Regions from separate parts of the Homo sapiens genome. Here region 1 is linked to region 2. Evidence: chromatin contacts called from ENCODE Hi-C data. All regions are on one chromosome and are shown on one strand. Each heading gives the region's core, a stretch centred on a gene start or an enhancer-like site at or near the end of the contact. The rest is flanking DNA. Distances are from core to core; before and after follow the strand shown. Region 1 holds the start of LINC00907 (long intergenic non-protein coding RNA 907). Region 2 holds the start of PIK3C3 (phosphatidylinositol 3-kinase catalytic subunit type 3).

The links. A loop is a pair of places that touch in the nucleus more often than their neighbours do. Pooled maps may share reads with other maps.
Region 1: a loop to region 2 is called in a pooled map, with 2.7 times the contacts of the local background. The contact joins the promoter of LINC00907 here to the promoter of PIK3C3 in region 2. A Hi-C loop is called at or near these places in 1 of 168 maps with a recorded cell type or tissue (mammary epithelial cell) and 1 of 50 pooled maps.

Annotation. Positions count from the first base shown.
Region 1 is chr18:42,183,236-42,188,437 of GRCh38, reverse strand. It overlaps LINC00907 (long intergenic non-protein coding RNA 907), which reads right to left and starts at 1,770. Exons shown (of 10, transcript NR_046174.2): 1 at 1,676-1,770.
Region 2 is chr18:41,952,901-41,958,339 of GRCh38, reverse strand. PIK3C3 (phosphatidylinositol 3-kinase catalytic subunit type 3) reads right to left here and starts at 3,106. Exons shown (of 25, transcript NM_002647.4): 1 at 2,981-3,106; 2 at 582-770. The coding sequence starts at 3,048. RefSeq lists an enhancer at 3,149-3,328.

The DNA.
Region 1 (5,202 bases), core at 521-3,020, 230 kb before region 2:
TGGGAGGGTAAGACAAAGAAAAAAATGCTCTAATTGTATCCAGGATGGATTTTTCTCTTTTGTTAGGTTCAAATAACAAACCTAGGAAATTTTAAATCCTGGAAGTCCATCTGTCAGCATCTGGTTCCCCAGAGACCAAGAAAATGCTTTCATTTAGCTGAAGGCTGCTACTGGCAGCCACATACCCGCCTGAGAAAATACATCATTTTTTGCAAGTGTGAAAATGACTGCTAAGGGGAATAGGAGCCCTAGTTACATGCCCCATTTCAGAGCCTTCAGCCCCAGCTGCAGGGACCAAATAAGACAGTGATGGCCCTGGGGATTTAAGAATTCAGTTTCTCTCTGACAGCCTCAAAAACCCCAGGCCACATTGAGAAAGAAGAACTGCCTCTGTCACTAGCTCAGAAAACTCATCAATGGCAGGGGCCCAATCTTGGCTCCAAAGGAGCCGTTGCTGGCCCCTCACTTATCTTACCTATATGAGTGAACGCTGCCATAAAAGGTAGCTCTAGACCTACAGCTGCAGGCAAAGAAACTCTCTTCCTCTTGATTTACCATTCTCCTAAGCTGCCTGCCCACTCTCCAGCTTAGTAGAATTCCTGACCTTGCATCCCTGACTGCCATCTGCCCTGCCTCTTCCCACATCTCCCCTCCCACACATCTTGGCAACACCTAGACTGAACAGGCTCAGGCCCCAACATGATTCTACTGCTTCTTTCATATTCATGAATATGTTCAGAGATGTTTATTATTACCTAGATTTACAAATCATAGTTTAGCATATCGTTTCTGACATAAAATACAGAAAATTCTAAAAGAAAAAAATTCAGTGCCCCTTCAGACCTTCAATAAGAGTTACTATGTACAGTAAAATGATAAGAAAGGAAACCCTCAGCTATTCTGAGATGCAAATGCTAGGTGGTCAGCTAGGTCCACACTCAAGCTCATCACTGCCAGAACTTTTACACCTGGCTCTCAGCACATACAATTCAAATTTGTGCCTTAAACCTAGTGCAAGTGGCCAGGGAGCCCCAAAGTCTGAAACACAGAAAGCCAGGACTGTTAAATCTCAGACCACCGAGGCTCCTATATCACCACCAGCACCTGTCTACCCGTCAGGCCCATCCGGCTCCACAGAGAGTGGCAGCCCCAGGCTACATCAAGACCTCGATTTGACTAGCTGAACCCACCTGCACAAGGAGGGGAACAACAGACCCCTTGCTGTTAAAGGGGGCCCAGGCTTCATGTGTGTGCACAGCAGTTTGGCTGAAATGGAGACATTACAATTAATGCTCCTGATGGCCAGAGGCACAACCTTTTTCTCCCCTGCAGGTTGGAAAGTCCTCTTTCTGTTGTGATGGAGTCCTGTTGGTTTTCATTTATATTTTTCACTGTCACATTGCCTATTCTCTCCACCTCACTATCACAGGTCAGTCCCATTAAATCATGCCTAGATGGTTATGCTAACCCTTCCTGGCCTGGCTTCCCAGGCTCAACCCTAGGGGCCAGGTAGATGGACACTAAACCACCACCTATATTTTCCTCTTATATTATTTTTGAGAAACATCAGTGAGTCCCTTTGATTTAAATATTGTATTAGTCCATTCTCACACTGCGATAAGGATACTATCTGAGACTGGGTAATTTATAAACAAAGGAGGTTTAATTGACTTACAGTTACGCATGGCTGGGGAAGCCTCAGGAAACTTATAATCATGGCAGAAGGAGAAGCAGGCACCTTTTTCACTAGGAGGCAGAAGAGAGAAGTGCAATCAGGTGAAATACCAGACGCTTGTAAAACCATGAGATCTCGTGAGAACTCACTCACTATCACGAGAATTCCATGGGGAAAACTGCCCCCATGATCCAATCACTTCCCACCGGGTCCCTCCCTCGACACGTGGGGATTATGGGGATTACAATTTAAGATGAGATTTGGGTGGGGGCACAGCCAAACCATATCAAATATCAGCTCCAAATGTCTTGGCCCATCTTTCCGTGTCCCCCTACCCTACACAGCCTCTCTCACCATTTTCCAGAATGTACCTCCAACTCCAGCTGGACAGATTTACTCACTCTTCCTTGTTCGCTCGGATTGGTACTCATATCTTTCCTCCACGTCCAATTTTCTCCTTTCTTATCTCTGGTATAGAAACCACACCCTCCCCTTTTCTTTATGGCCCAGAACAAGACTTAGGTTCTCAGTGAAGCATTCCTGAAATGTCTTCAGCTGCCACTGTCTTTTCTTCCTTTTCTGGTGTCCTAATGCATCTGTAATTCACACCACACAGGTTAGCACTTCATTGTTTGCAAATTGTTTCACATGTGTGTTTTTTTTTGTACTTTGAGACTTACCCTGTATCACGCTAATACCTGCAGAGTGCTAGACACCTGTGGGAGACTTCCCAGTTGATTTCTGGGCTGAATCAATTTGCGAACAATTGTAAAATTCAGTAATCACCATGTGAAATATTCCCATTTCCCATGTGATTTGACATTTTTACCCAGGAGAACATCTCTCATCTTTTATGCTGCTACTCCACGGCTTTGATAAATAGAGTTCACCTCAAATCTCCCTTCAAACCATATTTAAACTTCCCCCCTTCCAGCAAAGACTCCAGGCTAGATTTCATTGAGCCAGTCAGCTTTGCTAATTTGTAACCAATTTTTGATTTACTAAATGGCAGCATTCAGCTGGAGGACAGATGGAAAAGCTGCAGGTAACTGCTGACCTTCTGATTAGAGGGATTAGATAACCATACCTGATTTCACATTCAGATTATCTACAGAGATTGGATATGAAAGATCTTTCCAAGGGTTAGAGGGAGGAAAGAAAGCATATGGCCCCAAAATGGCATGTGGCTGAAGGATTTATGAATTAACAGAAGAAGGGATTTATTATAACCTTCAAGGCAGATAAGAAATATGCTGGTGCTGTGCTTTTCTGAAAAGCTGAATGCCATTCTGAGAAGGCTGGTTCTAACAGGGAACTTTTATTCTCTAAATAAGTAGAATATACTATTACCAATCAGGGCTTTTGCTCCTAATGAGAGGTACTGATGGCTGCTATCACTAAAGCATCCTGAAAACCTGTGACTGCTCTGTGGCGAGCAGGCCAACTCCAGGCTCAATTGTGCAATACAGGGTGTTTGGTTTGGTTCCCGTCTCACTTCCCCTTTTCTTTCCTCCTTCCTTTGTGTCCATATCTCTTCCAAATCCCCTTCCCAGACCCTTCATGAATATCTCCCGTATTAGCCATCTGTGATGGTTACTACTGGATGTCAACTTGATTGGATTGAAGGGTGCAATGTATTGATTCTGGGTGTGTCTGTGAAGGCGTTGCCAAAGGAGATTAACATTTGAGTCAGTGGACTGGGAAACGCAGATCTACCTTCAATCTGGGAGGGCACCATCTAACCAGCTGACAGTGTAACTAGAATAAAAGCAAGCAGAAGAACGTGGAAAGATTAGGCTTGGCCAGGCACAGTGGCTCACACCTGTAATCGCAGAACTTTCGGAGGCTGAGGTGGGCGGATCACTTGAGGTCAGGAGTTCGTTCCAGACCAACTGGCCAACATGGTGAAACCCTGTATCTACTAAAAATACAAGAATTAGCCGTGTTGGCATGCACCTGTAATCTCAGGTACTGCGAGGCGGAGGCGGAGGTTGCAGTGAGCTGAGATCACGCCACTGCACTCCAGCCTGGGTGACAGAGGGCAACTCCATCTCAAAAAAAAAAAAAAAGATTAGACTGGCTTAGCCTCCAAGCCTACATCTTTCTCCCATATGCTGGATGCTTCCTGCCCTCAAACATTGGACTCAAGGTCCTTCAGCTTTGGGACTTGGACTGGCTTCCTTGCTCCTCAGGTTGCAGATGGCCTATTATGCAACCTTACCTTGTGATCTCGTGAGTTAATACTCCTTAATACATTCCCCTTTGTATATACATCTATCCTATTAATTCTGTCCCTCTAGAGAACCCTGACTAACATACCATCTCACCCCTTTGCACCCTTTTTCTCACTTGTATGCCCATCACAAATTCCTCCCAGCCCAAGGTGAGATTCACACTATGAATGATGGAAAGAGAACTCCGGGAGTGACTTCCCCTCCCCAGGAGCTCAGATAGCCATTTGAACATGGAAAAGACTAACATAACCCATGGAAGTGACAGATTTACAGTTAAATTTTGGAAAGATGTTTTGGCCTGAGGATTATCTAAACACATATTACATTATAGACCATCTGGGTGTTATGAAAGCTTCAGAAATTGTATAGAGTTGGGTAGCCACAGACAAGGTAGGTACAGGAGACTCCGATGTGACCTTGAGGGGCAGCATCAGACAGGCATGGTGGGTGCCTCCAAAGAGGAAGAACAGTGTGCAGGAGTGAGTTGGGTGGCTACCAGTCCCGAGGATTATCTGGATTGGGGAAAAGCAAGCAAAGTGAATTCTGGAGAACCACTTGGTGATGAGTCATGTAGATGCCATGTCTGACTCAGCATAATGGGAGGGGAAGACTTCTGCCTTTTCCACGGTGGCTTCTGGAAAGCCACAAAAATGAGCAGCACTAACCTGTCACAAACGAACTTCAACCTTAAAGGAGAACCAAGGCCTCCTGGAAGGTTAGCAACAGAAAGACAGCTAAATTTTCTTTCTGTAGATTTCTTTTTTTTTTTTTAAGTAAAAAATGACTACTTGCTATTTATGTATATCCCAAGAAAATGCAGAATTATACCTTCAATCACAGTTTTTTTTCCCTATGAGCCTATTTTTATATTCACCACAGACTAGTAACATTTCTCCTTCAGAGATTGTCTAGAAAGATTGCACTGTCATTAGAAGTTTCATGTATTCACGTTAGAATAATGTGGACCAAGTACAGACATGAGAGCATGCCAAGGGTATTTGTGGACTGGAAAACATGACAGGCAACAGAGCCTACATGAGATGTGCCAGAGAGTGCAAGACGTGAGACTAGAAGGGCGAGTCTGGGTCTGGGTGCCCAAGGGGCTCACTGTTGGATAAGAAGATTGAGTTACAACACTGGCCGAGCATTTTCCCATTACCTCGTTCAGATAGCAGAGCATCCTCTCAAGTCTGGTGTTTCACTTCTCCACATTTACAAGTGCAGAAACTAAGGCTCAGAGAAACTAAGTACCTTGCTCAAGATGAGAAATCAAGCCAATAACAGAGCTAGGAT
Region 2 (5,439 bases), core at 1,857-4,356:
TAAGAAGTGTCAAGAAGTCAGATTAAGGATCCACAATACTCTTCTGAAAAAAACAGGAACTTCATGTTCATTATATTTACCCTGCATCTTGACAAGGTCTTGCTAATGTGCCATGCTGAATAAACTATGAATCTAAATAAATTAGTTTCATATGTAAAATAATAATAAAAATTTTATCTGAACCGATGGCAATAGATCTATCTCTAAAAATCTGAGCTCCAAACATCAGGTTGGACAATATTTCAGACTATCCAGAAGTATTTATGCATTCAAGAGCACAGGATGGTAAAGAATTTTAAAATGCCACAGACGTGTTTTTGTTTTTGGTCATGTAAATCAGTCAAGTGCTTATCAAAATGTCAATATGCTAACTACAAACATAAATCCATTTCTATTTCAATTGCAGTTATAATACTGACATGCATAATACTTTATCTGAGTATGTTTCTACTTCAAATGATTTGATCAATGCCTATAGGTATTAAGAAATTCCTCTATAATCCTACTAAATTATACTTGCAGCATCCATAAAGAAAGGTAAGAACAGTCTGTAACATACCATATGCCACAAAAAAACTTACTTCCATCTTGTACTAAATGCTTTGTAGGATGTTCTCACTGGCAAGGCCAAAGGCTTCCCTTCTGCAAAAACTTGACAAGTAACATAAAGATCAGAGCATGTCTCTTGATATAGTCCTGAGAACTTCAACATTGGGTCTTCCAGGACAGCTTTATAACTCTTTTGTTCTCTCTTCCCTTCCAAGCTTCCTCTGAAAGCACAAGACCAACAATGTTTCAGACATGAATTTTTTAAGCATGTACATATATACATAAGTACTAAGCATGTACATATATGCTTTAAGCATGTACATATATGCATAAGTACTAAAAAGTTTACCTTTGTGTTAAGGTATGCTACCTAAACAACATTTTCCTGTATATGAAATTAATGTCATTTTTATATATGATAAGGGTTTCTTAAAATCCTAACATACCTAATATCAGTCCCATCTTCATCAACACATTTCTCTATTTTATACTTCTGAATTTTAAACGCTGCCATTGACCCTTGATCTACCCTCTGGAAGTCACCAGCTTTCTAGGCCTTGGTTTCATTTTCTTCATTTCAAGTTGACCACATATTCATCTATTCTTTCAGGAAACATTTACCATAGTGGACAAAGAAGCCCAGAAGAAAGAAAAGATAAGCAATACAGTATTACAATAAAATATTAAGTCATTGCTTCTGGGGAAAAAAATTTACTTTTAACTGCATGTTTTTATTCTACTCTTTCCATTTTTTTCTTTTACTATGCATATGCATTGTCTGATCATTTCTTTAAAACAGTGGTATAAGTCATAAATAGATATGCACAGGATACTATCACAGAGGGAGGAACATTTTTTAGACATCAAGATTACATCAGATACTGTGCCAGGCATTTTATATTTTCTTTCTTACATAATTTTCACCATATTCTCATTTTATAAATGAGGAAACAGAGACTTATAAACTAAACTCCTTATCCACAGTCACAACGTAAGTAACAGAGCTGAGAATAAACACTAGGGCAGGGAGGCCAAAGCCAATATTCTTCCCATTACAGTAAGATAAATCAGAGTCTCAAGAGTACTTAGGCTGGCATGGGGAAGGGACTTAGTACCCCAGATAGATGTCTGAAATGATCCTGAACAATGCATGAGAGTTGAAGCAAAAGAAGCAGAACGTCATCCCAAAGGGAAAGGAGACAGAGTGAGACCCTGTCTCCAAAAAAAAAAAAAAAAAAAAAAGGGACCGGTTTTTTTGGCTTTTTCTTTATTTTTAATGTTCAAACATTTCAAAAAATGCATTCATATATCCAAGAAATACTGAGCATCAAGCTGAAGGAAAGCCCTTTATCAATATTGATCCTGTATAAACTACTAGTGGTGTATGCTATGGAAAATACCTTAAATGAGTGTATAAAGTATCATACAAAGGTACAAGGTGGTTGTTGACATATTACTTTTACCACCACCACCACAAACTAAAAAGTAAAGTATTTGTCAGCGAATAAGGGACTTCTGAAAATAAAATGAAATGATCATTCAAAGGTACATCAGACAACTGAGAAAATTTATCTATCACTTACTGCAGGCCTTTGACCGACACATATTTGTTGAATATTAATTGAACATACACAAGAAATGTTTATTAATTATGGATGATGCTATGGTCAATAATTTGTGATAGCTTTGACAACACTCCTACATGACCACCTTAAAAGGGACATAATTTCCAACTCTGTCTTGTGCATCCCTCGTCATTATACCAGTTCTATTATCCTCATCTCAAGATATCACGCCCTTGACCTTTACTTCAGCCGTGGTGCCCCAACGTTTTCCTGCAAAGACTCTTTTCTCCTATCTTCTTGGTACCTTTGAAACTGGAACCCTCATCTTCGACTTACTCCCAACTTCCCTGACTAAACACTGCCATACTACCCAAAGATTCACTCTAGGCCTCTATCACCTCCCGTGCTAATACACCATGTGCTCATCTTATTCTCAACTATCGCATCTGCCTGTGTCTACCTCTCCATAATTTCTGAAGCCTTCATTCCACCCTACAAGCCCCGTTCCAAAATAAAGATCGTCCTCTTACTTACGACGAGACTTGATTTCTTAATTTACAATGAAATAGTAATAAACTCTCAAAAGGCTGAACAGCAAAAACTTTAAAGACTGTAAAATACAGCGGAACTTAAGGGCTATTCCTACTGCTGTGCTTCTCACGGAGACCACGTATTAAATCCTTTTCCAAAAGAGCCCCTCTCCACGATCCACTCTCTCGCGCCTCCCTGGCTACAGCCCTCACAGCCGCCCCCAATCTGGGCCTTGAGACGAGTCACGTACTTTCTGCCTCTCACTCCCAACAGGCCCCTGCCCCCACGTCCCTACGCCCCAGCAATCCCACTCCCTGTCCCGAGTGTTCTCTTACATCTTAAGCTGGACGTTGATATCCAGGTCACAACTATAGATGTAGTGAAACTTCTCTGCTTCCCCCATCGCACCGTCTGCAAAGGTACCACCTACAGCGGGAACTTAGGTACAGGAAAAACAACATAAATGAACCAGCTGAGCCCCACAACACGGAACTTCCGGTTCCGCCCCCGCCAGCAAGCCGCCAATCCACGCCCGGAGCGAGTTCCGACGCGGCGGAACTCCCCGCCGAAACAACCCTTCCGCGCATGTGCACAAGGCGCCCACCATCTTGCTTAAGGGCAAATGTATACGGGAAACGGCTAATCTGGTTACATTCCAGTTTTCCTGTCTTGACAGCACTTTTTTTTTTTTTTAAAGAAAAAGAGACGCTATCATTTGAGCTTGAGCTGTACCTAAAACAATACGAAAGAAAATTCAATTCAAAAAGAATTATAACAGCTTTCACTGGCTGCCGGCTAAACAGGTTACAAGCACAAAAATTGGAATTTTGCCAGGTTTAAATTCCAGTGGCCTTCCCAAAAAGTGTAGCACTAATTTGCTATCTCAAGCAAGGATTTTCTCTTTCTGCTCTAAAGAGTAGGGAAAGGACTAAATAGAGAATAAATAAATCTGGGTTTCATGTTTGGTGTTGTCAGTATTCATGCTACTTTGGACATAATACTTGCGTGCATGTTTAAACTGGGAATATTCAAATTCAATGTAGTTTCAAGCCCTAACCCAAGTTAGAATCTAGAGGCCTCCTGTAATAACTACAGAACACAGATCTCTAAACCCTCTGAGCTCCTATAATGTTTGTTTTTATAATTATTATAATCTAAAATTGTAATACTCCCTTCCAATTAGATTGAAAACTCTTGGAAGGTAAGACCAGTGTGCCATTTACTTCCGTGTCTTGCCCCGCTAGCTGTCTAATGCATTGCTGAGTTTAATACTTCCTACTTACTGGTTATTAATGATGATATTGAATGAAAGTCTCCATTTTCTATGCCTTTATTTCTTTTTTTTTTTTTTTTTTGAGATGGAGTTTTGCTATTGTCGCCCAGGCTGGCACCATCTCGGCTCACTGCAACCTCCATCTCCTGGGTTCAAGCGATTCTCCTGCATCAGCCTCCCAAGTAGCTGGGATTACAGGCACCCGCCACCCAGTCAGGCTAATTTTTGTATTTTTAATAGAGATGGGGTTTCACCATGTTGGCCAGTCGGGTCTCAAACTCCTAACCTCCAGTGATCTGCCTGCCCTGGCCTCCCAAACTGCTATGTCATTTCTTTTTTTTTTTTTTTTTTTTTTTTTGAGACAGAGTCGCTCTGTTGCCCAGGCTGGAGTGCCCGTCTCTCTGTTGCCCAGGCTGGAGTGCAGTGGCGCGATCTCGGCTCACTGCAAGCTTCACCTCCCAGGTTCATGCCATTCTCCTGCCTCAGCCCCCCAAGTAGCTGGGACTTCAGGTGCCCGCCGTCACGCGCGGCTAATTTTTTGTATTTTTTAGTAGAGTCAGGGTTTCACCGTGTTAGCCAGGATGGTCTCGATTTCCTGACCTCGTGATCCGCCCTCCTCGGCCTCCCAAAGTGCTGGGATTACAGGCGTGAGCCACCTCGCCCAGCCTATGTCTTTATTTCTAAGTGCTGCATTTTAAGACGGACATCACTAAAGTATGTGCAAAATGGCGTAATTAGAATGTTGAGGGATTAGAAAAAAAATATTTCCAAGAAAGGGTGAAAGGTGTGGAGCTGTTTAACCTGGAAAAGGAAAAAAAATGGCTAATGCAGAATGTTTTACACAAAATAAGTTCTCAAAAATATTTATGGAGGCAAGAAAAGGATTTGGGTAGAATAAAGAAAAACATGATAGTTATCCTCCTATAACTTAAAGTTTAAACAAAAAGAGCACCTTTGATTTGTTCCTAAGAATAACTGCCACCAATGGTTGGAACTTACAGGAAATGTAATTTCAACAAACAATACAAATTGAACTTTCTAATTATCACAGCCATTCAACAGTAACACTGTTGTCACAAGTACTCTGTTTAAGGCATAACTCCAGCAATGAGTGTGAGGTTTGATGTGAAACCTCAATCTTGAATAAAATATTGACAATGTGTAAAGGAGTAAATTATCTGATCCCAGTGGTGAATAAATTACTTTCATTATGTAATGGTATTTAATGTATAAACCTAAGATAATATTATATACATATACAACCAAACAAATTTACAAATTAAATATAAAAACTTCAAATTAACAATCTTAATATAATAGTGGGATTTTTTACGGAAACTGTTGTTTGCAAAATGATTATGGAATATAGTGTTGGCTACTCTTACAGGACTGATTCTTTGAAATTCAGCACGTCTATACTGCTATATTCCACAGGGCAATTCATTTTTCTAGACTCTTTTTCTCTATTCAAATAACTATGAACTCTTCATGAGTGTAACCACCATGATGTATTCTGGCTTT